2 separate regions of the Homo sapiens genome follow, and region 2 is linked to region 1. A link is a loop called in an ENCODE intact Hi-C map of the cell type or tissue named here. Cell type or tissue: PC-3. All regions are shown on one strand. Each heading gives the region's core, and the rest is flanking DNA. Links, peaks and the distances in the headings are about the cores only. Region 1 overlaps FMN1 (formin 1). Region 2 overlaps FMN1 (formin 1).

Region 1 (15,645 bases), core at 3,819-11,818:
TGGAACAATATAAGGGAGGCTTGCTTTTCCTTTCATTCTCCTCCTAAATTCTACGGTCACATCCAATGCCTCATCCCATTTTGATATCACCTGCAATTTTATTTCCACATTATCAAACACAAATGCTTTACATTTTATTAGTAATGCTTTAACCATTATTTTATAAATGTCTTTGCTCATTATACCTTTTGCTACTCCACTTCTTCCTAGATTCATTTTCAACTTGAAGAAGTACAACTTCAAGAGAAGATCTGTGAGATACCTGTAATCCCAGCACTTTGGGAGGCCAAGGCAGGTGAATCACCTGAGATCAGGAGTTCGAGACCAGCCTGGCCAACATGGTGAAACCCCGCCTCTACTAAAAATACAAAAATTAGCCAGGTGTGGTGGCATGCACCTGTAATTGCAGCTACTCAGGAAGCTGAGGCAGGAGAATCACGTGAACCCAGGAGGTGGAGGTTGCAGTGAGCCGAGATTGCAGCACTGCACTCCAGGCCTGGGTGACAGAGTGAGAGTCTGTCACAAACAAACAAACAAACAAAAAAGATGATCTACGATTAGTAATCTTTCTAGGCTCTGCGTTTCTCAAAAGAATTTACTTTTCTCATTTACTTTAATGACAGTTTGGTTAAATTTAGAATTCTAGGTTCTGATATTTTTCCCCTCAGAACTTTACACTTATTACTCCATTTTTTTTTCCTGCATCCAGTGTTGCTGCTCAGAAGCTTCTTGTCTCTCAGCATTTTTCTAAAGCCTTGATTTCTCAAGGTTCATTATAAAGAATTAAGGGTGCACATATGTGTACATTTATTTTTCATTGCCTCTGTTGGCTCTTTCAATAAGAGATGCAATGTATTTTCATTTCTGGGAAGTAATGTTGCATTATTTGAGTATTTCTTACTCTCTTTTAAAAATATTTCATCAACTCAAATTTTAATTTCTATATTCTCTACTGGATTCTTTTTTATGAAGGTGTCTGTATCTTATAGTTCTCTGAGATTATAAAACACACATGTTCTGAATATCTGTTCTGCCTACAAGCATGTTTTTTCAGGTGTAAATTCTCCTGTTTGTTGAGTTTCTTGGCTTTCCTCTGTTGTTGATTCTGGACACGGAACCAATCTTGCTAGTTGAGTCTCACCATTGGGTACAAGAGTAGGACAATATGCTGCAGCTACTCTATCTTGGGGAGAACAGAGGAGGGCAGAATGTTCCATGGGGCAGGGTACTCACTCATATCCTGAGCTACCCAAGGCACTGCGCCCTTTCTCTCCTACCCACGAGCCCCCATTCATGGTCTGTCTCAAAGACAGAGAGTTTCTACTGTTTTTTTTTTTTTTTTTTTTTTTTTTTGAGACAGAGTCTTGCTCTATCACCCAGGCTGGAGTGCAGTGGCTCAATCTCGGCTCACTGCAAGCTCTGCCTCCTGGGTTCACACCATTCTCCTGCTTCAGCCTCCCGAGTAGCTGGGACTACAGGCACCCACCACCATGCCCAGTTAATTTCTTTTTGTATTTTTAGTAGAGACAGGGTTTCACGGTGTTAGCCAGGAAGGTCTCGATCTCCTGACCTCGTGATCCGCCCACCTTGGCCTCCCAAAGTGCTGGGATTACAGGTGTGAGCCACTGCGCCCGGCCGAGAGTTTCTATCGTTATTGCCTACACCAAGGTGGGCCCAAAGAGGTCATCTCTGCAGAATGAGAAAATTCTCACAAATGCCGTTATTCCAAGAAAACTGCTTAAATTTCAAAACTCAAAGTTTTAAGTTTCCTCTCACATACATTCTATGACAGTTCTTACATGTTTTGAGCATTTTTAAAGATTTGTAAACCAACAAAATGCTAAAGTAGCAATTTTACTATTATCATAAATAAGGACATGGTGGTACAATCATAACCATTTTTAAAATACCAATTTTAAAGGCACTATGTGGAAACAAAGCCCCTGAAAGCTACTATTCCAACTCATGCTGGAGGTTTAGTCACACCCCTGGTCCAGAATGCTTCGTGGGTAACTTTCATATTCGAAAAGTATTCTTCACAGAACAGGCTTCTGCGAACTCACAAGGTGGAAGGCATGGAGCCTGGAGCTGTAACATCCTACTGCAAACATAGGGAAGACCACATTGGAACAGTGTGCCCCTGCCAAAAGCCATGTGCTCCCTTCTTTACAGGTCTATAAAATGGCATGTGTGATTAAATAAGATTTCACTGAAGTGCTGGAAGCCACACACAGTTGAAACATGGACTTGGGGATGGCAGCAATGCCACCAGCAACAGATAGTGTAATGTACCCCCCGTGAGAGGGGAAAGGTGGGAAAGGAATTTTTAAAAATCTTTGGTCACGTTATTATTAATCATGTTATTTAATAACTGTGAGTACTATTTAAAAAGCAACACGTCCCATTTCCTTCATACCATGAAAGCCAAGTCTGCCTGGGCTGGAGCGTGGAGCCCAACACTGGTTTTCAGAGGCTCAGATTCTTACATGGTCCTCTTAGTGCGTGCTTACCTCACAGAGTGGATAGATATCCACATGAATTTGACAGATTACACATAGGTAATGCTTTAGAGTTTTTTGAACATTTTCAGAAACAGTATTTTTAAATTTTATTTGCAAGGAAAAAATGCTTATCAGTGGCAAGTCAGGTAGGGTCATGTTCAACATTGGTCAATTATCTCACCCATTCTGATCACTTGCTCTGTTCCCGCCACTGGCTCTTCTTCTCCCTCTTAAATATATTCAGGCTCCAAGGCCCGCTCTCTAGACTCTTTTCTATCTTTTAAGAGACAAGGTCTCACTCTGTCACCTAGGCTGGAGCACAGTGGTGCAATCAAGGCTCACTGGAGCCTCCAATTCCTAGGCTCAAGTGATCCTCCCACCTCAGCCTCCTGAGTAGCTGGGACTACAGGTGTGAGCCACCGTGCCCCAGCCCTCTGTTTTATAATTAGCTATAAATTCAGCTACTCTCGTTCTGCCGATGAATCTCAAATCTCTATCATCAACTCCAAACTACATTCTCAACATCAGATTTGCATTTCCCCTGCTCTGCTGAACATCCTGACATGAATAGCTGTCCAGGAATTCCAATTATTCCCTGAATTGTCTACCATAACACAAATTTGTTCCTTTCCTTGTCTGAGTCACCTCAGTAAATAGCATCGACATTCACTAAGATGATCAAAACCTGGGATTTGGCTCCTCCTTTTGTACAACTCCTACGTTTAAATCCAATTCCTGTCTTTTCTACTTCGAAAACATAGTCTTGAATTCATCCATACTTTTCCATCTCAATTTCCACCAGCCTGGTCCAAGATGCTCATTTTTCACCTGAGCTACTTCAGTAACTTCCTTATCTACTTTTGCCTCTGTGCATTTATTTGTCTACACAGCAACCAGAATAATCTTTTAAAACATGAATGTAGTCAGGTTACTTTCATTTTACAAATTCTTTTAAGGCTTCCTGTAGAATAAAATCCAAATTCCGTCTCATGATCTTCAGGGCCCTGCCTAGGTGGTCTGCCCTAGTTCTAGTTGTATTCGCCCATCTTAATCTCTCAGTATGCCAAGCTCTCAGCTGCCTCAGGGCTGCCAATCATGGTGTTCTTTCTGCGTACGATGTGTTTTTCTTCTATGCTTCCTATAACTGGCTCCTTCCCAGACTTAAATGTCATCACTGTTCTACTCTCCCTACTCTTTTAAAGTAGGTTTCTTAATACCAGCCCTCTTCAGCCAAACCTAAACTTTCCACAATTTGTAATTATACAATGGGTTACTTATTTGCTCTTTTGTCTCTTGCGCTTGCTAATTATAAGTTTATCTGTCCTGTTCATGACTATATAAACTATGCCTGGCACAGTACCTGACACACTGCTGACTCTCAAAAATGGGCTGAAGAAATTTTCTCTATTACCCTTTTCATTGCCATTCCCCTATTATACAGTTGTCTGTTTAGGATTGGCTCTCCTGACTACGTTGTGAGATCTTTAAGCCGGGAGACCGTCTCTTATCTTTGCTCGGCACAATATCTGACACACTGTGGGCCTATTCATAAAGAATGAATGGTTAAGATTAGGTACTCAGTAACCTTTTCCCCAAATTGTATTAGACCTGACATATAAAATCAGTGTGCGAGATGTTGTTTAGAATAAGTAGTTTTGAGAGGTCAAACAACAATGACACTGGTAGTAATAACAGCACATTTTGGATAAGGCTGTTTGGATAACAAAACTCGAATGATGGAAATAGTAGTTAGAAATCACTCAAAGTGAGACTCAAGGGAGCTGACCCTCCCTCTGGATGTCAAAATCTATCACTGACTTAGCAGTGGGGTCCCTAGAGTGTTTCTCAGAATAGTGCTTCCCACACATGTCAAGAGGGCCTAATGGCTGCTTCTTTCACAAGGGTGGTGGGGAGACACGTGAGGTCAAGTGTCCCACAGCCCATAGAGAAGCAGCTCTCCAGGGAGAGTGGAAGACTCTCCAGGGCCCTGCTTAGCGCAGCCTGAGAGGCTACAGGCCAACAGTGAAGGTGTTGAAAGACACTGAGATCGAATTCCCTGGGGGAAAAACGCTGCCCTGAGATTTAAGGAGAAAGAGGAAACAAGCCAAAAGGGTATGCTCAGAAACTGATGGAAAGGGCTAATGTCATCAGATCAAACCAAAGGAAATTAAAGGAAGATTTAGTGAAAAGAGGGCAAAAACAGAATCAAAGGACCCCAGGGAAGCGCAGACCAATTTAATGAGAAACCAGGAAAGTAGTGAGAACAACAAGGGAGTCTCTCTTCATCTATGTTTAATCCAGACTTCTTGCCATTTAATGCTAATGCTTTGCTCCATTCTTAAGTCATACCCACCTAGGAGTTTGCTTTGGAGTTTGTATGTAGGAACGAAGAGAGACCCACCTTCTATTAGAACACTACATGATCTCACACTATCATTACAATATTCCAGGCGGCTTCCAGATAGCATCTTAGCTGTGGAAATGCTATTCTCTTATGTCCTTCCCAGTTTTCCTAGCGCTGGCTCTTTCCAAAGCTACTCATTCTTATCTCCTTCAACTACTTTCTAAATAAACAAGCTGAGAAAACACACACAACTGATGTTTGCCTACAACTGATGCATTCATCTTGTTCTGAAACTAAGTAGAACTACAGGAGAATCAGAGGAGGGGATTCAGGGATGGCATGTCCTCAGGCCTGTTGCCACGTCTCCATTAGGCTCTGAATATGCGTTTATTTTTATAGCTCCCTTTCATGAACAGGTTGTGTGAGACAGAAGTCTTATTTCCAAGGTTCACTTTACTGAGTGGCCTCCAGTCACTCTTTCCAAGAAGAAAGATGGAAAATTATGGTCCAAGCAGCTTTACCGTCCATCTAGGAACCAAGGAGAATGCTGGACCTCAGCCACTCACCAGCTTAAACTGTCATTTATGAGCAACAAAATGATTGTCTTTGGGTCTCGGCAGCATTATCTTGAGCAGAGTTTGTGGCGGTAAGGCCCAGCTAATCACATTTGTCTAATTTTACATTCCCATCACTTTCACAAATGGATTATTACCTACTATTCACTTAAATAAAACAAAGAATGATCAAGGAATCTTGTCGTTCTAGATGAAAATCATAACATATAAGAAAATAGCATTAGTTTTCATGTTTGTACCACTTTCTAACAAAAGAGTTATAATCATTTCACATTATTGTCTTGTTCATCTTTTTAACGACCCAATGAAGAAAGGACATACAGGCCGGACGCGGTGGCTCATGCCTGTAATCCCAGCACTCTGGGAGGCCGAGACAGGTGGATCATCAGGTCAGGAGATCGAGACCATCCTGGCTAACATCCGTCGCTACTAAAAATACAAAAAGAAATTAGCCTGGCGTGGTGGCGGGCACCTGTAGTCCCAGCTACTCGGGAGGCTGAGGCAGGAGAATGGCGTGAGTCCAGGAGGTGGAGCTTGCAGTGAGCGGAGATTGCGCCACTGCACTCCAGCCTGGGTGACAGAGCAAGACTCCGTCTCAAGAAAAAAAAAAAAAGGACATACAGATTGCTGGCTCTCCTTTATAGCAGAGGTCCAGAATGATGTGACTAACTTAAGAACATGAAGTGAAAGAGGTATGGATAAAGAAAAACATGGTTTATTCACACAACTGAATAATGTATAGTGGTTAAAAGGAATCGGACCCAGGCTGGGTGTGGTGGCTCATGCCTGTAATCCCAGCACTTTGGAAGGCCAAGGCAGGTGGATCACTTGAGGTTGGGAGTTTGAAACCAGCCTGACCAACATGGTGAAATACAAAAATTAGCCGGCATGGTAGCAGGTACCTGTAATCCCAGCTACGTGGGAGGCTGAAGCAGGAGAATCGTTTGAACTCAGGAGGCGGAGGTTGCAGTGAGCCCAGATTGCACCACTGCACTCCAGCCTGGGCAACAGAGCAAGACTCTGTTTCAAAAAGAGACAAAGTAATTAGATCCATATGTATCAACATCAATAGATATTAAAAATTAGGATGCAGAATGGTAAGCCCAATATGGTTCATCCTTTCTGTAGTGCAGAATGTCAGAATTTCTTCTTAATTTGGTAAATTTTGATTACTCCAAGTCGTACAAAGGGAAATTCCATTTTCCAAATTAATGGAGCTAATTGAAATGTGATTTTGTAATTCTTTATCATTTAGCATGTTTTTTTTTTTTCTCACTGGGTTTTTGTAACAGTGAATAGACTCTAGCTTGGCTGTAAGAGCTAACAATTTGGATAATAGTACTGCTTTGCATCTACTGCACTCTGCAGAGGATGATTCAAAAAAGAGGCTACTCATCTCCCCTGAGGATGAAAGATAAACATTTGCGGTTAAAATATTGTCACGACTCAGACAGAAGAAGGGATTTAGCCCTACCACTTGGCTCATGTTCCCTCTTAACCAAATCATATTTTTTTAGTAACCTAATAAAATTACTGGGAATAGAAAGCATACATTCCGACTACTAGAAATATTGATACAACAAAGGAACACGTTAGTAGTTTCAACGTCTTTTACTTAAGGATTTCAGAATTCCTCCCAGTGAACAGGGAGATAGGTAGGTAAAATATAATATTTCCTGGTAGATGACCTAAGGCAAAACTCTTTATCTGCTGGCACCTATGTATATTTGCTACACATCGAATGTTTTGTCATCCCCTAGAGGAAAGACACTGGTGGATGGCAAGAATGTCAGTATTTGTTTACTTGGAGCAAGAGGCAGGTCATTTGGTCACAGACTCAAAATGCAATGTGCAAGAACTCAGAAACTGGATAGCAAAACTCCAGCCCAAATGAAGCAAAATTTCCTTCTCTGCTTTCTCAAGGTCTACTCTAGTTAATATTGATGTAACTAGACAAATACCCAATAACAAAAATTTGCCATGCAATATATAATCTAAGATGGCACAACAGTTTATGAGACCAAGCTATTATTCCTACTAAGTTAAAAACATGCGCTCCGGCGAAAGTTCTGTCAACCTTACAGCTCTTTAAATGCATGCATCCAGGAGGACTAGACAAGCCATCTTCTGCTTCCAGCTGCTAGTGTTTCTAGCTGGTGAATAACACAGGCCCCCAGGAGAGGGGGGTGAAAGATAGTTTTCAAAGATTGGAAAATTTCCTCCAACTTACATTAAAATTAATATTAAGGGCTCTATATGTGGCTGCTGGAGTAGAATGGTGGGAATCTAATCAAGAGCCCGTGCCTTCCTTTGAGGCCAGTTTCCTAAAATTGGTTCTCTGTGCCTATATTGCATGAGCTGAAAGCATATGGATGCAATCACATTCCAAGATACCTTATTTGGTGTTGGTATGGACTGGGCATATTGTCTCAGCTTACAAAAGCAATAAGGATTCTCTGACTCCTGCCAATCCATGTAAATCACTCTTTTACCTGTTTAAAGGGTAAGATTCGTGAGTGAGGAAAATAGTTACAACTATTTTGTTACCAGCATATATAACCATGTTCTATATCTAGATAGAACTCTTCAAGTTGTGAGACCTCAGTAGTGGGAAGGGAGACAAGATTTAGACAAATACCCACACAGAAATGAGGGGGGACACATTTCTCCCACGTGGCAGAGTTAGGAGGTACTGAATCCAAATTTTGTCCTTATGTAGAGACCTTATGCTGGTTGAGAAAGCAAAATAACTAAATAAGGATTACTTATATCTGCAACTCATTTTAATGTCTTCTTTATTTTTAAAAGCAAATGGACTAGTGAAGGGAAATTCACTTCTCTGAATACAGGATCATCCCACATTCAGGCTATCCAAAATTTGGGGGATCTGGAAGGCCAAAGACCAAAAATAAAGTAAAAAAAAAAAAGTAAATGAAGTTATTGGATATGAAATAACAAATGACAGGAGATTAAAATCTTCTAATTCTTGTGTCTGGCCATATAACTGAGTGCCACTGACCATTAGATAAAGACAGATTTTTAAAAATAATCACCCCTATTGTAAGGGATAGTCACTCCTGACTCATTGTCTTCTCTTCTTCATTAGTTTGATTGTTTTTCCCTCCAGATCACATTTTTGGAGTTGTTCTTTTGGTGAGATAGTGGTTGAAATAGTTTAATTTTCCTTTTTGAGTCCTGTTTTCACCTCTAGATGAATTTGCTTTTATGAAGGAATTCCATTCCATTTATGATCTAAATGAGGAGGAACTCCTTTAAATTCTTTCCTTTTTTGGACAGCTTCAACCTGTATTTCACTGAGTACCACTGCATGGTAAGTAAAGAGGATACTATAAATAAAGTGTGAAATAGACATCTTCCCTCTCGTATCAGCTAAGTAATTTCTCAAATATTTAAAAATTGAAAGAAGTGCCACAGAGGTAACAGAAAGAGGGGCAGTTATATTATTGAGTAGAAACCTAATTTTCCCAGGAGTATATGTAAGAAAAGCCCTCCCTGTCCGAGGAGACGTCATCATGTGAACTCACATATGAAGAAAGGTGGAAATCAATTAGGGGTAGGAGCAGCGAGGGCCCTGGGGAGTGTTCAAGTAGTGCAAATGACATCTAAAGACGGGATGAAATGTAACCTTTCAGATCGGGAGGGCAGGATCCAAGCCACCAAAAAGTCTAGTGGTTTGTATCCTCCAAACACCCCCCACCACTATAATCTCCCGCCACTTACTCAACCACTCTAGTCCAAGGCACCAAACCCCCATGCTGGATTCTTAACCTGTCCTGATTGAGGTCCTCCTTTAAGTCACATAGATCCAGCCCATCTGAGTTCAATTTCCTCCTTTGTAAAATGGAGATAATAATAGTGCTTTCCTCAAGGGTTTTTTTATTCAATGAGAAATGAGATATTACTTAGTATCAAACTTGGCTGAGAGTATTAAATAAATGTTAGCTAATATTATTTTTACTTTTTTTTTTTGAGACAGGGTTTCGCTGTGTCAACCAGGCTGGAGTGCAGTGGTATGATCTCGGCTACTGCAACCTCCACCTCCTGGATTCAAGTGATTCTCCTGCTTCAGCCTCCCGAGTAGCTGGGAATACAGGCACCTGGCTAATACCGTTGCTAATAATATAACGCACATATCATGGAAGCTTGGGAAGTTTTTATAAAACAGGTGGGGCTTGATGGCAGTTTTGAAGGGTATTTGCTGCTTGCCTAGAACACGGGAAGTGGAGCTGGCAGTCCAAGCTCAAGGAGCCCCAGGAGCCAGGGCTTTGCAGAGGCTGCAGGGGAGGAAAGTGTGTGTGGGGTGGGGAGGTTGGTATTGCATAGGTCCAGGGAGGCAATCATGAGACTCCCTAGACCACAGGAAAAATCTTTTGTGGGAATAGTAAGCTTGGACAAGTAGACTAGAGACTATGAAGATAATCTCTCAGAGACTGACACAAATAATCCACTCATGCAAATAATCTCAAAGAATGCAGCCTTTTTTTTTTTTTTTCTAACTTCTGATTCTTAAGGATGAAGAATGTGGGTGGGGATGCCTGTTCCCGGTGTCAGTAAGTAAAATCTTCTGGTGGGGAAGTATTTTGAATATTTGCAAAGAAAGTTCAATGCTCTCCAAAGTGGAGGTAGAAACTGGCACCAGGGATTTCTGTGTACCTGCCTAGAAATACAGGGCTTTAATCTACAGCCAATGTGAACTTTTGTAACTCTTTAAAACATCATCATTTCTGAGGGACTTCAGACTCTGTTCTGTAGGTCAGCACCAGACCAACAATATAGAGTTCCTGTGATCACTTATGATTTGAAACATAAACTCAGGCTTTGAATGTTTTAAAAACACCCGTATAACTATGGGTTGTTTAAAAATAGCTATACCCCAAAGAGTTTATTTCCAACATCTGACATGAATGCATTTTGCAGCGATTTGTTATGCAAATAATGGTAGCAGGGAAGACATATGAAAAAACATTGACCCTTCTCAAAGCCCGATGGATTTAATGCTTTTGTTAATTCTGAATTCCAAGTCTAGGGGTTGTCTGTTTGTGGTGTATAAAATAAAATACTATATGCCTGCCTCAACTTTCCTTCTGATGAAGCTGTAATTTGCAAAGGAGCTATTGTTCCTCTATGGCTTCCCTAATTTTTCTTCACAGACAACTGTGCTTCAGTGTGGAGAGGGGTTTCAGTGTATTGGCTGTTGAGATGATGCTGTGAGTATTTTCAAGGCAGAGGGGGCTGGGTGCGGTGGCTCACACCTGTAATCCCAGCACTTTGGGAGGCCGAGGCGGGCAGATCATGAAGTCAGGAGATCAAGATCATCTTGGCCAACATGGTGAAACCCTGTCTCTACTAAAATACAAAAAATTAGCCAGACATGGTGGTGAGTGCCTGTAATCCCAGCTACTTGGGAGACTGAGGCAGGGGAATCGCTTGAACCCGGGAGGTGGAGGTTGCAGTGAGCTGAGATCGCGCCACTGCACTCCAGCCAGCAGAAGGAAGAGCTTTTTGAGATGGAGACTCAGGTAGTGCTTGGAATTGCTGATAATCCAAGGCCTGATGATACGGGGGTTATTTGCTGAAGCTTCTATTTCAACTCTCCTTTATGACCCCGGGTTACCTAAATATGTTGCCTTCTAATGTTGTTTTGTGAGAGGTAGGAAGTAGGGTAGACATCATCAGTCTTAGATTTGTCAATGGGAGAAAACCAAGGGACAGACTTTTTTGCCGCCATTTTGTCCTTCTAAAGTGTTAGCTCCTTTTTCCCACTTTACAACTCCTCCTTTCTCCCCTCCTCCTCTGCTCTGCTCTTCTCCACCGCCACCACTCCCAGCAGCTGTTTATTAAATGCCCACTGCATGCTAGCTTTCTAATTTCTTCTTGTCTCTAATGGTCATATTTTAGGATGTCATTCCTCTACTGACAGCTACCACTTCTAGAGTAATCCTAACCTGTAATTCTTTTCTTAGAGGATAAGTAGAAAATACGTAATGGGAGGTGGGGGGAAATGGTTTTGATCTTCAATTAGTGTAACTGATAGGGAGGAAAGGGCTTGGGTTAAGGGAATGTCTTATGAAGCAGCAGCTGTTTTATAAGGGACTCATCTGGAGAAGTGGGGTGTATCCTCTACTGATAAGGGAGAAGACCCACAGAAAGCCAACTAGCATCAAAACAGCCCCAGCATCCAAGCACAGAGGAAGTGAGCCTTCTGACCCCCATGATCTAATAAGCCCCAATATTAGTCCATACAGGAGATGAGCAACATCCCAGGGTGAGTGAGTCAGTCACTCAAGTCCCCGGCCCAAAAGTGTAATGGACTTTGTTTTATGGTTTAATGGACATTTAGCTGAGTTAAAAGGGTTAACAAGTCTGAACACTTCTCTGAAACCTGATGAGATATCCAAGCATCTTTTTTCTGAAGGTCTCCATTGAAAATACCACTTATGAGTAACTTCTGTAAAGAAAACCCATCTGAAAATACCAGAGATGAACCAGCTGCTTTTTTCCCCCTGAACTCTTAGCAAATGATCTAAGGGCTTAAACACATTAAAGGCCACAATTTCAACTTCTGGAATCAATAGGGCAAAGGAATGTGGGCATATTCATTTAAATATGAATTTGCTGACTCCATTCTTACTCTCTTGGGTTCCTCCATAAGCCCAGACCTTACACTAAAAGGCAGCTACTTCTCACACTGCAGCAGGATTTTGAGAACCATCGCCCTTTGTCATCTTCACCCTGACCCTTCTCATCATTTTTTCTGATTCTCAGAACCTCCTGGCATTTATTTCCAATTCAGTTCTGTTTCCTTTCACCAACTCAGGTTAGTTGAGGCTGGACCCTAGCATGCCTGTTTTGTCATACTCTGATGAAAAGCAAATTAAATTCTTGGATGGTAAACTCTTTTCTTAAACTTCTGTCTGGTTCTTTGGAAAAAAATTAAAAATTATATTTCTGTTAATATCAACCAAAATATTGAATCCATCTCAGGATCCTACATCCCTTGACCAACAAGCTGATAAAACTGCCTAGCTCATCTTAGTCAACCTCTTCCTCTCACATGGTGTGTGGAACAGAACTTGGTCTCCCTTGGGCTTCAGTAGTAGCAAATTGAGGAAGTAAGACCTTAATTACATATAACCATGTTTCCACCCTACGTTAGCTCTGTTCCCTTGCCCTTTCACATTTCAAGCTGCCTCAAGGAGGAAAAAATCAGACAGATAAAACACAAACAAAAGACAGAAAACAGGAGCTCAAGGGCTAAATCAAGACTATTAATAGTTCCTCCAAACAAAGAAACCGACTGCCATCATCCAAGCTCTGTTCATCTAATTCTTCCTTTCTCCAAATGTGGCTGAAACTCATCTCCCTTTTAGCCTTCTCTTACTCCCACCGTTATTATTTTCAGCAATTTTTCCCTAAGACAAGGCAGCAGCAGCAAGAAGTGAGAAAATAAAGGTAATCTAGGTAGTACCTTTCTTTGAACAAATAGTTTTCCATCTTTTTCTTATTTCCACTGATCTTGAAAACAGAATCACTGTTTAAAGGGGAGAAGCCCTAGTTCCCTCTGATCACCTTGGTTAATTTTAGAATGGGTGCTTCATATTCACCACACAGAGAAATCTAAGGCTTTTATTCAGGTGAACCCTTCAAAATGATAACATTATGACACCAAAGCTTTTAAAAGTCTTGCTGTTCTGAAACTGCCATTGCAGTTTGGCTTTGTGGCTTTGGATACTCTCAGAGGGAAGGCATCACCTTTGTTAGAGTTTGTGAATTTAAATTAGTTTGGGTTTGTTTGGAAGCAGAGCAACATCAGAAAATCCAGTCCCTTTCTACCTAAAAGCACAAGGCTGCTAGTGAGCAGGCCCATGAGGAAGAGCTGGAGGAGAGGGCAGGACACAGGGATGTCACCCAGCCTAGCTGGGATACGTGTCAGGCCTGACCACGTAATCACAGATACTCATGAACAAGGGAAAGCAGACTATTCAGATACAATGAAAACTGATTTTAAATAAGAGGCATCTCTTATTTTATTATTTTTTCTAAATCGTGGCTCTAAAAAAATAAACTTAGAATTATTTTCCTCTTCCAAAGTGAAATATCTTTTTCTTCCTGGCTTAGACCACCAACCAGGTTTCTGCTGCCGGAAGCCGGGAAAATACTGGATATTCTTTGAGGAAGCCTGATCAGATGCCCTATTATCCCAATTTCCAAACCAAAGATGCTTGGAGATGAAGACACACTTTTTTGGTGTGTGTTCTAAGTTGCAACCTCAAAAACTTGGCAGTTTTCTCACCATGGACTGTGATTTCCATGATGTGATGGTTTGGAAGGGTTTGTTTTCAAATAGATGTTATGGGGTGATTCCAAGGGAATTCTATTTCAATCCTCCTGAGTTGACAACCTTTCCTTCTTAAGTGTAACTTTGGTGTTCAGATAACCTTGGGACACAGACAAGGAAGATTCCCAGTGGTAAATGTCTGTGTGGTACAAAATGGGAAGGCAGAAAGTGAAGCTTGTAAAGTCATGAAAATAAGAAAGAAAGAGCTTTTCATGCATTATCTTTCACACTGTTCTTCTTTTTCTGTTTTTATTTTATTATTATTATTTTTTTGAGACAGGTTCTCACTCTGTTACCCAGGCCGGAGTGCAGTGGCATGATCATGGCTCGCTGCAGCCTCAATCTTCTGGGCTCAAGTGTTCCTCCCACCTCAGCCTCTCTGTACCTGGGACTACAGATGCATGCTATCATGGCCCAGCCAGTTTTTAAAATTTTTTGTAGGATGTGGCCTCCCTATGTTGCCCAGGCTCGTCTTGAACTCCTGGCCTCAGGTGATCCTCCCACTTTAGCCTCCCAAAGTCCTGAGATTACAGGTGTGAGCGACTGCTCACAGCTGGGATTACAAGGCTGCTCACTAGCAGCCTTGTGCTTTTAGGAAGAAAGGGACTAGATTTCTGATGTAGCTCTGCTTCCAAACAAACCCAAACTCATTCAAATTCACAAACTCTAAAAGGTGATGCCTTCCCTCTGAGAATGTCCAAAGTCACAAAGCCAACTGCATGGCGGTTTGGGAATGGCAAAACTTTTAAAAGCTTTTGGTATCATAATTTACTTTTATTTAGGAGGATAGTATAGTTCACATTTTCTCCTTTTTCACAGGTTCTATTTAGTGTCATTTATAGTAGCAATAATTCATATTCTAACTTAGCTTTACCTCAGCAACTCTTTCTCCCCTTACTTTTAGTCTCAGTACTACAAATGCCCGCATGCTTTCTCCCCAGAACCGAGGCCTTCATATTTTTCTCCCTAAGCTGTATATGTCTTACAAACTTGTAAAATGAATGTAAATGAATGTAAAACTTTCCCCTTGTTTGGTGAAGAACAAGAGGATACACCCATTGCTTGAGCATACATCTCCCTCAGTCTCTCTCTTTTTTTTTAGAATGCAAAGTATTTTCTTTTTAAACTTTTAAAATCTGAAAACAAGCTAGCCTATGTTAAATAACATAGTTTCCAAAGCTGAACGTGCTCACTTGGAGCCCAGTTTTCTGCTTCAAATACAAACACAACTTCCTGACACTCCTAGGTGGGAACACTACTGTTTGACGATCTGTGATTAGATGAACTGATCGATCTCAGTGGGTAACATTCCTTTATTTTTTCCTTGGTAAAGGTTTAAAAATTCTAAAATAGATGCATTTTTTTTTTTTCAGTTTTACACTGACAATTTCATTCCAATTGTCTCCTGGGAGACACAGACCATGTACAGGAATCCATCTTCATCCTTCTCACTCTGCTACAATGCTGTGTCTGTTCACCGCCAGGAGGAAGGCTTGATTAGCACTGAGCTGGAAGGACCTTCTAATGATCTTGATGAGCTCACTCAGGTTGATGTGGTCCAGTACAAGGAACATTGCTTTATCCAGGACGGGAAGCTGCTTCTCAGCCTTGTATCGTTCTGTTACTACCAAGATTTTGGGTGGATGCTGCTCTCGGAGAAGTCAAACTTCTACTCTTTGTTCAAAGGTGTGGTGTGGCCTGAAGGTCTTCTCTGATGTCATGGTGCAGGGATCTGGGTGGTGGTGGCGACATAAGGGTTCTGGCGGCTCCTGGGGGTGGCGGTGGCAGTGAATCTAACTCTGGCGACAGTGACTTCTCTTGTCTCCCTCAGTCTCTTTATTATATGCTTGATCCATCAGAAAGTCT
Region 2 (15,645 bases), core at 2,890-10,889, 55 kb before region 1:
ACACAATCTCAGTGGCGCTGAGCTACCTTCTTTATGCCTTGTGGTCCAATGTATGAAGAAATAAGATTTTATCTAGAGACAAGTTAGCATGAAGCGAGGAAAAAGGAGATATTTATAATTCACAAAAACATCTAAAATGTAAAGATTTCAAATGTCCTTTTAGTCCCTTACTGGGAAGAGCAGTATAATTTTTGTATGCTATAAACTCCTTTTTATACATCTCCTATAAAGAAATCTGGAATTCAAAATCCATGCTAAGAGTTTCCAGAGTGTTCATCCCTCAACACTTATCATCCATGTCATGGGGAGGTAGAGAGTAATTTCCCTGAATAGCCAGTGGTCTATGGGACTAACCTTTCATTTGGGAAAGACAGATCTGGAAAGCGAACCCAGTTAACAGTCAAAAACACATTCGTTTCATAAGAGGAAAGTGGAAGAAAGCCCCTGAAGAGAACAATGAAGGAAAGCAGGTACACGTTTGCCAAGGACATTAACAAACAATTGCTAATGTGTGCCTGAAATCTGATTTCCTTCTTGATGTATTAAGATAATGCATTGGCAGCTCACACTATACATGGAGAGAAATATTCATATTAATTTAAGACGTTCTCATAGTTTCAAAGGTAGAGAGCCCCTCAGTGTCTGCACAGGTAGAATTTAGGAAAATGTTCAGCCTATGTGAGAGCTATAGTGTGGTAGAGGTTGTTTAATCCATGCCAAATTCTTTGGACGTGATTTTCTGCCTGAAACTATAGTCTTCTTTGCATTTTGCTGGCCCAATGTCATCAAGTTTCACACAAAGCTTGGAAAAATAGCCCACAAGTGTAGTTGGATCAGCCTTTAGAAAAGGAGACTAGAGATTCTCAGTATATTTAAGAGAAGATTTAAAAATAGAAAATTACATAAGCGTAGAGGGAATGTAGAAAAATAAATTGATGGCTATATCTAACACCTTCATATAAAAATGGAATAAAAGTCAATCTTCCCCACATCAAGAACTTCAGAGATGTAATATAAAGTCTGGAGTTCACATGAGCTCTTGACTGAAGGACACGATCCTATCAGAGAAAGGTAAGAGAGAAAAGGTCTTCTATGGCCCTGGTTATCACCATAGTTAGGAGAAGGGCTGGGGATAGAGGAGGAAATGAGTTCCGTAAGTTCCACCAGACAGCAGACCTACTGAATGAGGCTTAATTTGCTTCCCTAATCTCTCCATTGGTAGAAATTGCATAGTGGCTTAAGAGACAGTTAGCCAGCTGCCATTTTAATATCTTCATGTTTCCAAGTTGTTAACTACACGTTTCCCAAATCCTAACTTTATATCACAGTATTGGTTAAGAGTCTTGGAACAAATAAGGATACTGAATTGGCTTCAAATTTGACATGTTAAAACTCTCTTAAATTCATCACTTTCCAACAAAGCATTGATCTGGAAGTTCAGTAGATTGCCCATTCCTTGGGAAGGGAGATGAAGAATTGTGAAACCAAAATGCAGTGCCTCTAATAAGGTGTCAACAGCGGACAGGTGTGCAGAAATGACACAAAATGGGCTTCCCAGTCACAGACAAGCTGTGTAACTGAGCCCGGTTATGCCTGGATTCAATTGCTAATGGAGAGATGAATATCATTATGTAAGTCTAAAGAAGAAAGATATGCTAAGTCAAGTATTTGAAGATGCTTTTCTTTAAGCCACTTCTATACTAATAACAGTTTCCAGGCAGCTGGATTGTTTCTCTCTATAGCTGGAAAATGGAAATATATCCAAGTTATTTGCATTTTGGAAAGGCTAAAAATTATCCACTCTTTTCAAATCCCATCAGCTTGGCCACACAGACTGGTTTCATCTGTGTTGCAGATTTCTTTATGAGGTCAAAGTAGCAGACATGAATGAAAGTTCACTTCTTTATTCTCTCCACTCTCTTCAGTTGTAGGGTCCCTAAAGGTAAAATAACTAATACAAAACAAATTTTAAAAAGTGGAAGCTTTTTCTTTCCTCTCCACTTTTTGGCCATTTTTGTTTTTATTAGGACAGACAGGATAAAAGAAAAATGAAGCTCAAATATAACTGATGCTTGTTAGCAATTTAAAAAGACAATTTAAACTGTTTTATAAAATCAGATATTTAATATTTGGATCAGATATGTGGGAGGGGGGAAGGCTATATATTTTTGGACTTCTTCCTTTTTGTCATATAAAGCTCCAAATTGATTTTATCTTTGTTGTTTTTGTGGATGGAGATGAGTACTACAAAATTGACCAATTTAGTATGTCAGGGAATGAAGAGGTTCCCCGGTCAATGTTACAGCCTGGTTCCTGGAAAAAGAGCCTGCAAGCGTGCATTGCTAATTCCCATTCACACACTGACTTGGCGCAATTTGCTGTGCTGTTGTATGCAATGATCTGCATCAATGACACTGGCCAAGGGAGAAGCAGAAACAGAAATGAGGACATGTAACTTTCAAGAAAGGAAGAGTATCATTAAAATGAAAATTTCTCTGTTGCAAACATCATAGAGAAAATGTGCAATCCCAGGCCAATAAGCAAATCTTTGCCCAAAATAAACATATTTCTTCTGCTACATCTCACTGCGGCCCTTAGAAAAACCGTACCAATGACTTATCTTACTGGAGGTGTTAATACCACCAACATATTTTATTCCTTCCTTCAGTTTTTCCAGTTTCTTTACCAGCAGTATCTGAACTTTTCATTTAGGAAACACCATTCTTCATGGTGCTTATGAAAACAGGAGGTGCCTGAAGGAGGCTGAGAAGAGGTTTGCAGCTTCTACTGTCCTTGATAGGGGAGGGGAGGGGAGACTGCATGCCATCTGATATTCAATTCCTCAACCATACTGGCAATTTGTTTTGGCTAGAACATTTAAAAGTGTAATAGCTCCACTGGGTTTCCTTATTCCACTTCTCAGATTTCAGAAAATCTTTATAATTCCTGAGTAGTTGCAGTGAGTGTGTAGAAAGACACCATCATCAACATAAGGATTCAAAAGGCAACTGTTGGGCAGTAGGACCATCACCTATGACCTCTGGGCCCCCACCGTCATCATAAACATCCACTTCTGCTTGGCCACACTTTTTCTTATTTCTTTTTCCCCAGTAAGCTGCCACTTATTGAGATAAAAGCCATACAGCACACCTCCTAACCTGGTTTTTGATACTTCATGGGCCTGATGCTTTTTTTTTTGAAACGGAGTCTCACTGTCGCCCAGGCTGGAGTGCAGTGGTGCTATCTCGGCTAGCTGCAAGCTCCACCTCCTGGGTTCACGCCATTCTCCTGCCTCAGCCTCCCGAGTAGCTGGGACTACAGGCGCCCACCACCACGCCCGGCTAATTTTTTGTATTTTTAGTAGAGATGGGGTTTCACCGTGTTAGCCAGGATGGTCTCAATCTCCTGACCTCGTGATCCGCCCCCGCTTGGCCTCCCAAAGTGCTGGGATTATAGGCATGAGCCACCACGCCCGGCCCGGGCCTGATGCTTTTTACCTAACGTGTCTGTAGTGTAATTTATGATGTACTTTGTGTAATTTATGTAACTTATGATATTGTGTGCTCTGATGCTGTCAATTGCTCATGCAAGAATCTGAACTACTGTCAAACTGTGTCCTCAGATTTAATGAATATTGTCTAAGAGGAGACAAAGTTGTTTGTAAGTTAAGGGTTCTTAGAGTTACTACTAAGTCAGGTGTGTCTGGTTAGATGCAGCATAGCAAACTGGTTACTCTCCTTTCTAGTTCAGGGAGGGCTATGCCTAGAACAGCCACTTAAAGCCTGCTGGCAGGATGTGCTTAAGCTGCCAAATGGCATCCCGATCACCTCCTCTCCAGGAAAAGTTCAGATCCTCCTGCTACACTGAACACAAGCTCAACAGCATTTTAGAGGGATCATTTTCAAGGCCTCCAGATTATTTTAGATGAACTTCCTTGAACAAATTGTCATTGACCTTTACTGAGCATCAATTTGAGTTAAAAATGAAGGCTGTGTCAGCAACGTGGTACATTGGTGGACTTGGGAGGGGGCATCCCAGATACATGATGCAGGGTTCAGAATAGGTGAGAATAATGAAGATTCTGCCATGGTGTCTTACAACACTAACATCATACATCGACTAGTGTGACAAAACCACTAGGTTTCCCCAACCGAGGCAGGCAAACCTTGCTTTGTAGAAATAGGTATTTTACTGCAAAGTTTTAGTCTGTTCACTAGGATGAAATCCAAAGTGGGCTGTATTTGTCTAACTCTCAAATTAAGTGTTCTCACTCATTATTCTTCAGCACTGGTTCCTGAAGGGTTACGTGGCCACAGTGGCAGCCCTGCTTACCTTCACTGATTTCTCGTAAGCATCCTACTTACAGACCAAAGTGGACTGCAATGAGTACACCTCAAACCTCCCGCTGCTCTCACCATCAAGCCTATAAGGATTGAGACTTCTGCTGGCCCCACATAACTCAAAAGAGCTGAATTATATGGCATGGGTAAAACTGGCACTTTTCTTGTGCATGATAACACTAGAAGGAGCATACAATGGTTATAAGTGGAATCAGTTTTTAATTGATCCGTTCTTTTGGTTGTCTTCAGAGTTAAGTGAAAATGAAGAGAAACTATGTAAGAAAGCAGCATAAAAAGCTTCTTGCTCACAAGCAACTTCAAGCCTTTTTAGTCATGCATGTTCCTTCTCGGCTTTTCTGTTTTGCTTGTCTCGTTCCTTCATTGTGAATTTTAAAAATCCAACCATGTTACCATATTCCTTTCAGTTGCACCAGTAGAAAAGGCGGTTAGCACCTGCATGAATATGGCTTCTGTGACTTGATTTGATCCTGACTGCAGTCTTCATTCTCGAAGCTGACATTAGATTAGGATATGGTGCTGCTTTCATTACTGGATCTATTATAGAAGCATTCCTGAGGGGCTGCTGGCTGGCAGGCATATCCTGGGAAGATGCTCAGGCACCTGGCAAGTCCAGGGGTTCTGGAAAGATGCTGGGGCAAGGGGCAGGCCACATGTGGAGGCTGGATCAGGAAGGAATTTAAGATTTCTGCTCATCTCTGGACTGTCCTCCACCAATTGGGGGGAGAAAGCTCGGCCTCTTCAAGGCCTAAAAATGAGTCTTTGATCATATTGTCCATTCATCTCCAGTCCTCTTTCTTCACCCCTCACAAGATTTCAGAGACGTGGCTTAAAGACAAAAGTGTCAGAGAGGTCAAAGGTGGTTTCCTTATGTGACTCAAGAGCCAGGGTCAGAAAGAGCTGCCTGTGAACAATATTCCACTTGGAAGTTTTCTATTAATGTAATTACTTTCATTTTGATGTAAGGAACCTTTTTTCTGCCCTTCAGTTTTTTTGACATTAAAGAGTCCTGCTTCATCCTACTTCACATGCCTATCAGCCAAGGTCATGAGCAGGTGCTGTGAGTTGCATTTGCTCTCCTGTCTGGAAACTGCCTCCTGGGGATGGGGGTCGTCCAGCTGCACAGTCACAGCACATAACGTAGAACTCGGCTGCGTATCAACACAACATTGCCCATTCATGAACGGTCCAAAATGTAAAAGGTGCTCTGCCGCTGGGTCTCTTGTCCAAGCACACCCAAGGCTGTGCTTGCTCAGGTATTACATTTTCTCCTGGGAGTTGGGGTGCAGAATCTCTGCTGGCCCAGAAAAACCACAAAGGACCGATGTAAAAACAAGAATGGGCCTCACTTAACAACTGATGTCAACTCCTTGCATGGTAACTTGTTCTCCAGGATGAAGTTTATGGCTATTTGTCTCCCTCTCTCCACCCAGGTATGATTCTGTTTTTTCTCCTTTTCATCACGTAAACCATAACAACAAAAAATCATTTTTTTAGTCTGGATAATACATGTTCTTGGACCTCTTCAAGAATAGTTTTGGTGAGTTGCAACATTATTGGAGAGAAAGATGCTGCAGGATTTTGCTGCAACAGGATCAAAACTAAGACCAATAATCAAAACAGCAGTGTGTAACGACAAAGACTTGAACTCTCCCAAGGCAACTGTCCTCAATGATCTTTTCTCTCTTCTGTGACAATGTGACATATATCAAGCTTTGGTTATAAAGCTGGAAATCTCAGCTTTTAAAAAAATTTTGGAAACATTTTGGTATTTCTTCTGCTCTTAGAGTGGACTTTGGGCTTCCACAAGAAACAGTCATCAAATATTTCTGCAATGTTCCCTTAAATAGTTTTCCATTGTTCCTGCGGCTTAATGAGGGACTTCTTAAAGAAGGCATGGGGCACTCTCTGCAGATGACCTCAGAAAGAGATGAGCAAAAACAAACATTTAGTGACACATCTTTCAAGAACGTCCTGCAACCCTGTGGTCACAAAGAGTATGCGTGCAAGGTCCTCCACCTCCAGTGCCATCATTTCCATGTGTCTTCATCTTAGTTAGTGGTCACACTGGCTTCCTTCTGACGCAGTCTTTCTTTCTGTTAAGGAAAAAAAAATGAATGTATCATTTTCTTTCATCTTTCTCAAGTTTTGATACATTTCTCAAATTTTGGTCTAGAATGCTGAGTTTCCGGAATTGTGCCAAATGGCCTAGAAATGAGAGTACCTCTACTGCTTTCCCTAAGCTCTTAGTTATCTGCCCCTCCCTACCTATCACCCTTACTCCCCAGAAAAACAAACAAGAAATCAATAACCAGCCAATCTACCAACTACATCCATCTAAAACACGGGCCTTTACCATGCCAGGGTGGTCTTTTCTGTTCTCTTCTTTTGTGACAAAGACCCTAACTTTGTAGTGTTACTCAAGGACCCCTTCCGTCCCTACCTTTGGCTCATTGATGGAATTAGAGAATGCCCAAGAAGATATGAAAAAAAAAATTACTATTTCCAATGATCAACTTGGCAGAACTCAACAAAAGCCATGCAAAATGGGAGATGACCAGATTTAGTCTCTGCAGAATGGCAGAAGTTCCCGATTTGCCATGGATGTTATGCTCTTCATTCTCCGAGCTTCCTCCTCAGAGACTGCCTTCTAAAGGGAAGGACATGGACATCTGCTGGGAAGACGTAAGAATACACAGGAGCACACTACACAGAAACATGGACCCCCATGGTATCTGTGACACTAGGGAAGCACACATATCAGTATGGTAAGGATGGTGTGCCTGCTCTGGGAGGAGGGTAAATAGAAGGCTAAAATGGAAAAGGGAGAAGTATACTCTTTTGGAATGAGCAGATGCAGAGAGAAGCCTTTGAGAATGGATCCTTAGCTGCTTATGAGCTATGAGATATGATGTTGCAGTGAATTACTAAATTGGCCTAGATATAAACTTAAGTTGATGATTTTTCGACACCCATCCTAAATTTGGACCCCATCCCTAACTTGCGAAATTGAATCAGGAATCAGTTTACAAGCTCTTCCCTGATTTCCACCCACCCACCCACACAGACAATAAAATAAGCAGCCCCAACAAGCCCAGGATCACAACTGGGAGCTTGCTCACAGGGGAGGTCGTAAACCCACTGTTTCCCTTTTGTCTATATGGCTGACCCCATTCTCTCTGCCTTGGGGGAACAAGCTTGGCTGTAAAAGTCTGGATAGAGGCCCAAATAAAAGGTCTGAGGAAGAGGGAGAGGCTCATGAAGGAAGAAGACAAAAATCAGGGTTCAGCCGACTGCCACTGAAAGTCATACAAATGAATGTCATAAATATACCATCAAACGGGTACAAAGGACATGTCCGGTTAGGTAGGGGCCATGTGCTCAACCATGGCTTTCCCCGACCAAAAAGTATAGCCCGGACTTCTCCATTTCTCATTCATCAACCTCATGCAACATTCATTTAGCTGCTCATGGGGTTGTTGGGAGAAACATTATGGTCAATCAACAGAAATAATCTCACTTTGTAACTTAGAACCCATTTATATTTTCAAAGGATTTGAAGCATCCAGCAAAAAGGTACTAATAATCTAAAAGGATAAAGTAAGTAGTTGTTGGACATCAGGGCCCAGAGAGGACAGAGTTTGAAAAATCCGAGAGAGGAGGGTGATACTTCCACTTCCCACTCATTGCCATTCCCCATTGCAGGGTCAACCAAAGCAGCTGAAATTCACAGCAACAAGGAAAACAACTAATATTTATTGAGCTCTTATTATGTGTTAGGCATTTTACATGTCTTTTCTCAGTTTTCTCAAAATAACCCCAAAAAAAAAGTAGTATGTTCTTTTCATGGAAGAGAAAGAAACAAAGTAACTTCACTAAGGTTTTACAACTATTTAAGTGGCAGAGCTGTGATCTGAACCCAGGCCATTTCATTCTCGGCATCCTGGGATCCTAACCATGTAGCTATTCTGACTATTGTCCGTAACACCTAGGTGGAGATTCATTGTGATCTCTACTGAAAACTGGACTTTGGAGGACAACGCAATCTCACATATAGGAAGGCTGGGGAGACTGCTGGTTTCCAGCATAGGGAGAGATGTCAGGAGACCCAGAATCTGGTCCTGGCTTTTGTTATCCACTTGCTAAGTGACCCTGGGTAGGCTGTATCTTTCTGCACTTCAAATTTTCCAACTATCAAAATAGGAGAATCCCTGCCTCTTTCTTTAATGGGGAAAAGGAACTGAAGAGAATGAATATATTTAAACATTTTGAGAAAAAGATACTTTGAGATAAGGGTGACTGTACTGCGGGTAGGGTGTGGAAGGATGTGAAATGGTAAGTGACTAAATTTGGTTTATCAGAAATGACCTATGTTGAGTTTACAGGAAAAACATATAAAGCTATGTTTTGTACCTCCACCCACACATACTTTTTTTTTTTTTTTTTTAACCATATGCTACTCTGGGATGGGAACTGAGAATCTGGATACTATGTTTCATCTCTGAGCTTTAGCCCTTCCTGGGCGCACCTCAATTTTCATGACAATCGTTAGATTATGTTGAAAAATATATCTCACCAGGCTAGCAGTGGGATTGATTTTCTTTGTCTCCACTTTCTTCTCTGAAGTCAACTTGCTGACTGATTCCTGAGCCATTTTCAATCTGAAATAGAAATAGGGAAAAGACAGGGGAGAGAGGGAAAAGAAAGGAAGAGGGAAAAGGAAAGAAGAAAAGAGTTAAGGCAGGTTAAACATAAACCCAAATGCTTTTGAATTAATCCATCAGCAATTTGAAAATACTGAAATGTTTTTTCAATGCTTGTTATTAAATTCAAATCCTAATTAGGTGTGAAGGCTTCTCTGCTTTATCAAAATTTAATTTTCTTCACCAGCTGAAGCCTGTTTTTGTGAACAATGTGGTAGTTTCTGATGGATGGAGTACTATGTGCACAGAGCATTATTTACTTCAGTGTTATCCGGCTTGTGATCCACTTAGCAGATAATGAGATGATTTTGAAGAATGAAGTTCTGAGGAAATGTGAAACTACAAATACTAAAATTCACGAATTCACATCAATTAAGATGTGATAACCTATAGAATGGGAAAAAAGATAACCTACGGAATGGGAAAATATAAATATATGTATTTTTCATTCTGTAGGTTTTTTTCCATTCAAAAAATATATTTATATATTATATTTATATATTACGTATATTTATATATTATATTTATATATTACGTATAACATATAACACATTTATATATTACGTATAACATAACATTTATATATTACGTATAACATATAACACTTTATATATTACGTATAACATATAACACTTTATATATTACGTATAACATAACACATTTATATATTACGTATAACATAACACATTTATATATTACGTATAACATAACACATTTATATATTACGTATAACATATAACACATTTACTTATATATTACGTATAATATATAATACATTTACTTATATATTATGTATAATACATTTATATACTATGTATAATACATTTATATATTATGTATAATATAATACATTTATTTATATATTATGTATAATATATAATACATTAATTATATATTATGTATAATATATAATACATTATATATTATGTATAATATATAATACATTATATATTATGTATAATATATAATACATTATATATTATGTATAATATATAATACATTTATTATATATTATGTATAATATATAATACATTTATTATATATTATGTATAATATATAATACATTTATTATATATTATGTATAATATATAATACATTTATTATATATTATGTATAATATATAATACATTTATTATATATTATGTATAATATATAATACATTTATTATATATTATGTATAATATATAATACATTTATTATATATTATATAATACATTTATTTATATATTATATAATACATTTATTTATATATTATATAATACATTTATTTATATATTATATAATACATATATGTATAATATAGAAATATATATTTTATATATATATATATTTTTTTGAGACAGAGTCTTGCTCTGTTGCTCAGGCTGGAGTGCAGTGATGCGATCTCAGCTCACTGCAACCTCCACCTCCAGAATGGGAAAAATATTTTTAAATCATATACCTGATAGAAACTTGTGTCTGGAACACAGAAAGAACTCTTACAATTCAAATAAGAAGACAAATTATACCCCCTCCTCTAAAAATGGACAAGGGATTTGAATAGACATTTCTCCAAAGCTGACATACACATGGTCAATAAGCACGTAAAAAGATGCTCAACATCATTAGTCATCAGAAAATGCAAATCAAAACCACAATGGGATACCACTTCACATCCACTAGGACGGCTAGAATCAGAAAGGAAGACAGTAACAAGTACTAGAGATGAAGATGTGAAGAAACTGGAACCCTTATACACTGTTGATGTGATTGTAGAATTACACAGTTGCTTTGGAAAACAGTTTGGCCGTTTTCCAAAACGTTAAGCACAGAATTACCATATGACCCAGCAATTCTACTGCTAGGTACATAAATATATCTATAACTAAGAAAATTGAAAAGATGTCTATATAAAAATTTGCATATGAATGTTTATAGAACCACTATTTATAGTAATCAAGAGTAGAAGCAACCAAATTTCCATCACCTGATGGAAAAATTAAATGTGGTATATCCATACAATGGAATACTACTGAGCCATAAAAAGGAATGAATTTGCTGATACATGCTACAACATGGATGTACCTCAAAAACATTGTGCTAAGTGAAAGAAGCCAATCACAAAAACACATGACTCTATTTATATGAAATGTTCAGAACAGGCAAATCCATACAGAAAGTAGGTTAGCAAAACTATGGGTTTCCCCATGCTGGGGAAAATGGGGAGTTATTGCTAACCAGTCAAAGATTTCCTCTAAAATCAGATAGAGGTAATGGTTGTAGACCCTTGTGAACATACTAAAAACCACTGTGTAGTGAAGTGATACTAATGTGTATGGAATTGTACACTTTAAAAGGGTGAATTTTATGATATGTAAATTCTATCTCAATACAACTTATTAAAAATTCATTAATTCAGCATGATAGTATTTCTTACCCATCAGGTTGGCAAATGTAAACAATTAGACAATATTAACTGTTTGTGAGGATGCAGGGGAATGGGAAGTGCCACACAGTGCACTAAGGAGAAGAAATTGGTCTAGTTGGGTTTGGCAATATCAAGTAAAACTGAAAGCATGTACACTCTACGAGCCATCAAGTTTTCTTGTAGGGAGATACCAAAAAGAATTATAAACAGACACAGAGCTTTCACTGTGGCAATATATGCAATCAAGAAAAACTACAGACAACCTAATGAATAGGTTCAACAGGGTGATATATGAGAATAGCAAATAACAACTAACATTTATTGGGTACTTAATCTGTACCAGGTGCTGTTCTACCTACTGTATTTGAATTAAACTTAATTTTCACAACTCTGTGAGATAGGAACTTCTACTATTCCCATTTCATAGGTCTTAACCACCATGCAATGTGCAATGCTGCTTATGTACTGTATTCATTCAACAGAATAGGGTATAACAGTGAGAAGGAATGAACTAGATCTACAAATTCAAAAATCACAGGAATCAGAGGCATGATACTGAGAGTGAAGAATCCTGCAGTGATACAGTGAATAGTCCATCTGTGATGATGGTCAAGAGCTCAGGCTCCAAAGCCTGATTGCAGAATTAATTCTCAGCCCTATCACTTATTAACTGTGTGACCCTGCACAAGGGAACTCTCTGTGTGCCTTATTTCCTAAAAAACATGACAGTAATAGTGCATGCTACATAGGATCAATAAGAGGACTGAGACAGTATCAGAAGCATGTGAACCAGAGCAACTCCATCTTCAATAGAAGCTGGGTAAAATGAGGCTGGAACCTTTTGGGCTGCATTTCCAGATGACTAAGGCATTGTAAGACACAGGAAGAGACATGAGGTCAGCACAAGATACAGGTCATAAAGACCTTGCTGATAAAATAGGTTGCAGTAAAGAAGCTGACCCAAACTCTCCAAAACCAAGATGGCCACCTAGTGACCTCTGGTCGTCCTCACTGCTACACTCCCATTAGTGCCAAGACAGTTTACAAATGTCATGGCAATAGTCAGGAAGTTACCCTGTATGGTCTTAAAAAAGGGAGGCATGAATAATCTATCCCTTATTTAGCATGTCATCAAAAAATAACCATAAAAGTGGGCAGCCAGCAGCTCTCAAGGCTGTTCTGCCTATGGAGTAGCCATTCTTTTATTCCTTTACTTTCCTGATAAACTTGCTTTCCCTGTACTCTACAGACTCACCCTGTATCCTTTCTTGTGTGAGATCCAAGAACCCTCTTTTGGGGTCTGGATTGGGACCACTTTCCTGTAACATCTTTCTGGCAACCACAGAAGGGACTATAGTGAGGAAACCCCTGACCCAAAGGCTAGCTTTGGGTAACCGGTGGGGTCCTGTATCAGCAGTACAGCTCCAGGCAGGCGGTAATAGCAGAATAAATGTAAGCTGCTATTGTTACTTTGCATGCAGTATGCTACACTGTGCGTATAATTTTAAATTGAACCCATACATACAGACATCTATCTGTATTTATATATGGATACACACATATGAAAGTATTCAAAATAGACTAGAAAGATACTCAATAATTTCATGATAGAGGTTATTGCTAGAAAGATCTGGGAAGAGAATGACACTGGCAATAATATGCCAAGTAGAATTTCATTTTATCTGTAATACTTCATTTTTAAACTTAAAATCTTAAAGAATATATGATGCATGTTAATAGTTATAATTCTAGGTAGTGGGAATATGGGTGTGATATGCTATCTTTTATATTTTTATTTTTAAAATTTCTTCAAAAAATCTTCAAAATAGTAAATACTTAAAGATCTATCAACTCAGACATTTAAAAAATATGCTTTTTCTTCCATGCTTCAAATAAAAATATCTTACTTAATATTAATCACATACTTGTTGGCATCTGTAAGTGGCTGAGTAGCTTAGCTCTTTATTTAGCTAATGTTATACAATTTGCTTAAAACACACATTTAGTAATCCCATCTCCCTGCCCACATGCACACGTTAGTTACAATGAATTCAACATTCTTACTTGTGCACTGGACAATAAATTAATTCTACTGTTGCAGTGGGAAAGCAGCCATCTGAAAAATGCATCAACGACCGGGCTATGCTATGTTCTGATAGATTTTATTGACAAATACTGGTAGTGGGCCAGATCCGGCTCATAGGCTGTAGTCTGCCAATTCCTGGACTGTATCATAGGATTCAAAATCTTATGCTTTTGGACTGGCAATACAATCTCCCTGCTATAAACCCAGTTTACTTATCTTACCTTTTCAGACCCAGATCTGTTGTTGTATTCGTAGTATGCTGGTTTAATTAGCTGAGTATCCTTGGATAAGTCATGTAACCCCCAAACCTCAATTTCCTCATCTCTTTAAAGTGTGAATAATACCACACCTAATAACATTGTTGCTATAAAAATTAAAGAAAATACTATATGTGATTACTGATCAAGCATCTTTTCCTTCACCTCACTCCACGTGTTCCATGACCCACCCAAACGACTTACATTCTTTGTACATGGCTTTTTCTCACCTTTGCATCTTGCTTTTACTGTTCCCTCAATGACGGTCTGAGTCATTTCCATGCATGCAAATTCTTCCCATTCTTCTATTTACAGCTTAAGTGTCAAAGTCATGAAAGCTTCCTTCATCTCTCTTAGCCAGAAGTAATTGCTCTTTTCTTAAATGACAAAGCACTTTGTGCCTCTCTTAAGGTACTTAAGGCATTTCATCTTAGAACTGAGTAGGTGTCTTATTTTTCTTAAACCATTGGAATGACTTAGGGACAACGAGCAGGATTTATCCATATTTGGGACCTCTCCTTGTTCCTTTACCCAGCACTGTACCATGCTCAAGTCAGTTCTTAGTATCTACGTGACAAATGACATGCATTGATAACTTTTGTTTTTCTGACTTAAACAATTTAAATGTTTAGTAAATAGTTATAAAATGATTGCTTTTTGCATTTATCCTTGGGAAAAAACTATAAAAACATTTAGAAGTGTAGTTCCAGTTACTGATTAGCTGATTAAGTCTTAAACAAGGAAAAAGAAAAGATACTCAAGGCCACCCAAATGTGCTAAATATTTACACGTGTCATCTTATGTATAGATTCCAAGATACTTAAAAGTATCCACATTACTTTGCCCACAAGGAGACTAAGACTCAGTGAGGTTATGTGACTTTGTCCCAAGTCTGGAATTTATTTCTCCCACTTAGGAGGTAAGGGCTTTTTGCATTTAATCAAAGAAAATTTGCTGGTTAGACAGTTTCTAGCTGCATACACGCTCAACCTCCTCATTGTTTGTGGACTTGTTTTTGTTTCTGGCCTAAATGTTGGCTCTAATGTCCATCAGTAGATGACTGGACAAAGAAAATGTGGATCACATACACCATGAAATACTATGCAGTCATAAAAAGAATGAAATCACGTCCATTGCAGCAACATAGATGGAGCTGCAGATCATTATCCTAAGTGAAATAACTCAGAAAGAGAAAATCAAATACTGCATGGTCTCACTTATAAGTGGGAGCTAAACAGTGGTTACACATGGACATATAGAGGGAAATAACAGACGCTGGGGGTGGGGAGAGTGGGGAAGACAGTGAGGGTCAACAAATAATCTACTGGGTACAAGGTTCACTCTTCAGGTGATGGATACAGTAGAAGCCCAAACCCTGCCACTATGAAATACATCCGTGTAACAAACCTGCACAAATCCATGTACCTCCTGAATTGATAAAAACAAAAAAAAATAAAGGTTATATGGCAATCCTTACAAAAGAATTTGGAAATATAGGAAACAAACAAACATATCAGAGAAAGAAAATATATATTCTCAATTGATAAACGTCTCAGTAAAATTTTTGAAAACTTTATCTTTTCCTCTTTCTCATTATCATGCATATGCTCCCTAAGGAGTTATTGGGAGCCCCAGTAAATACCAAGTGCTGCCAAAGACTACTGAGGAAAGACACAAGTGTAAGATGGGAAAGTGAGTCATGTCCTCTGATGTTCTTGCCTAGTCTTGACTCTGTAGAAGTTGACTGTAACCTGGCCGGGTGTGGTGGCTCACGCCTGTAATCCCAGCACTTTGGGAGGCCGAGGTGAGTGGATCATGAAGTCAGATCGAAACC

The links. A loop is a pair of places that touch in the nucleus more often than their neighbours do. Peaks named below come from ENCODE experiments on the same cell type or tissue, not always from the same donor. Only the 100,000 strongest peaks of a DNase experiment are listed, where the experiment ranks them.
Region 2: a loop joins it to region 1, with 5 times the contacts of the local background. A loop is called at or near these places in 7 of 110 quality-filtered maps.

The regions. Positions count from the first base shown.
Region 1 is chr15:32,821,827-32,837,471 of GRCh38, forward strand. The region is part of intron 17 of FMN1 (formin 1); the gene reads right to left. It also overlaps the pseudogene LOC107984761. Among named protein-coding and RNA genes, the nearest start is that of GREM1-AS1, 110 kb to the left of the region's middle. In PC-3, for the core only: no CTCF peak of the experiment used is centred there; DNase peaks (open chromatin) are centred at 6,855, 7,165 and 11,725; H3K4me3 peaks cover 733 bases; H3K27ac peaks cover 6,103 bases.
Region 2 is chr15:32,767,901-32,783,545 of GRCh38, forward strand. FMN1 (formin 1) reads right to left here. Exons shown (of 21, transcript NM_001277313.2): 20 at 8,935-9,019; 21 at 1-6,454. The coding sequence ends at 6,410. Among named protein-coding and RNA genes, the nearest start is that of GREM1-AS1, 57 kb to the left of the region's middle. RefSeq lists enhancers at 5,668-6,867, 13,858-14,421. In PC-3, for the core only: no CTCF peak of the experiment used is centred there; a DNase peak (open chromatin) is centred at 6,311; H3K27ac peaks cover 4,767 bases.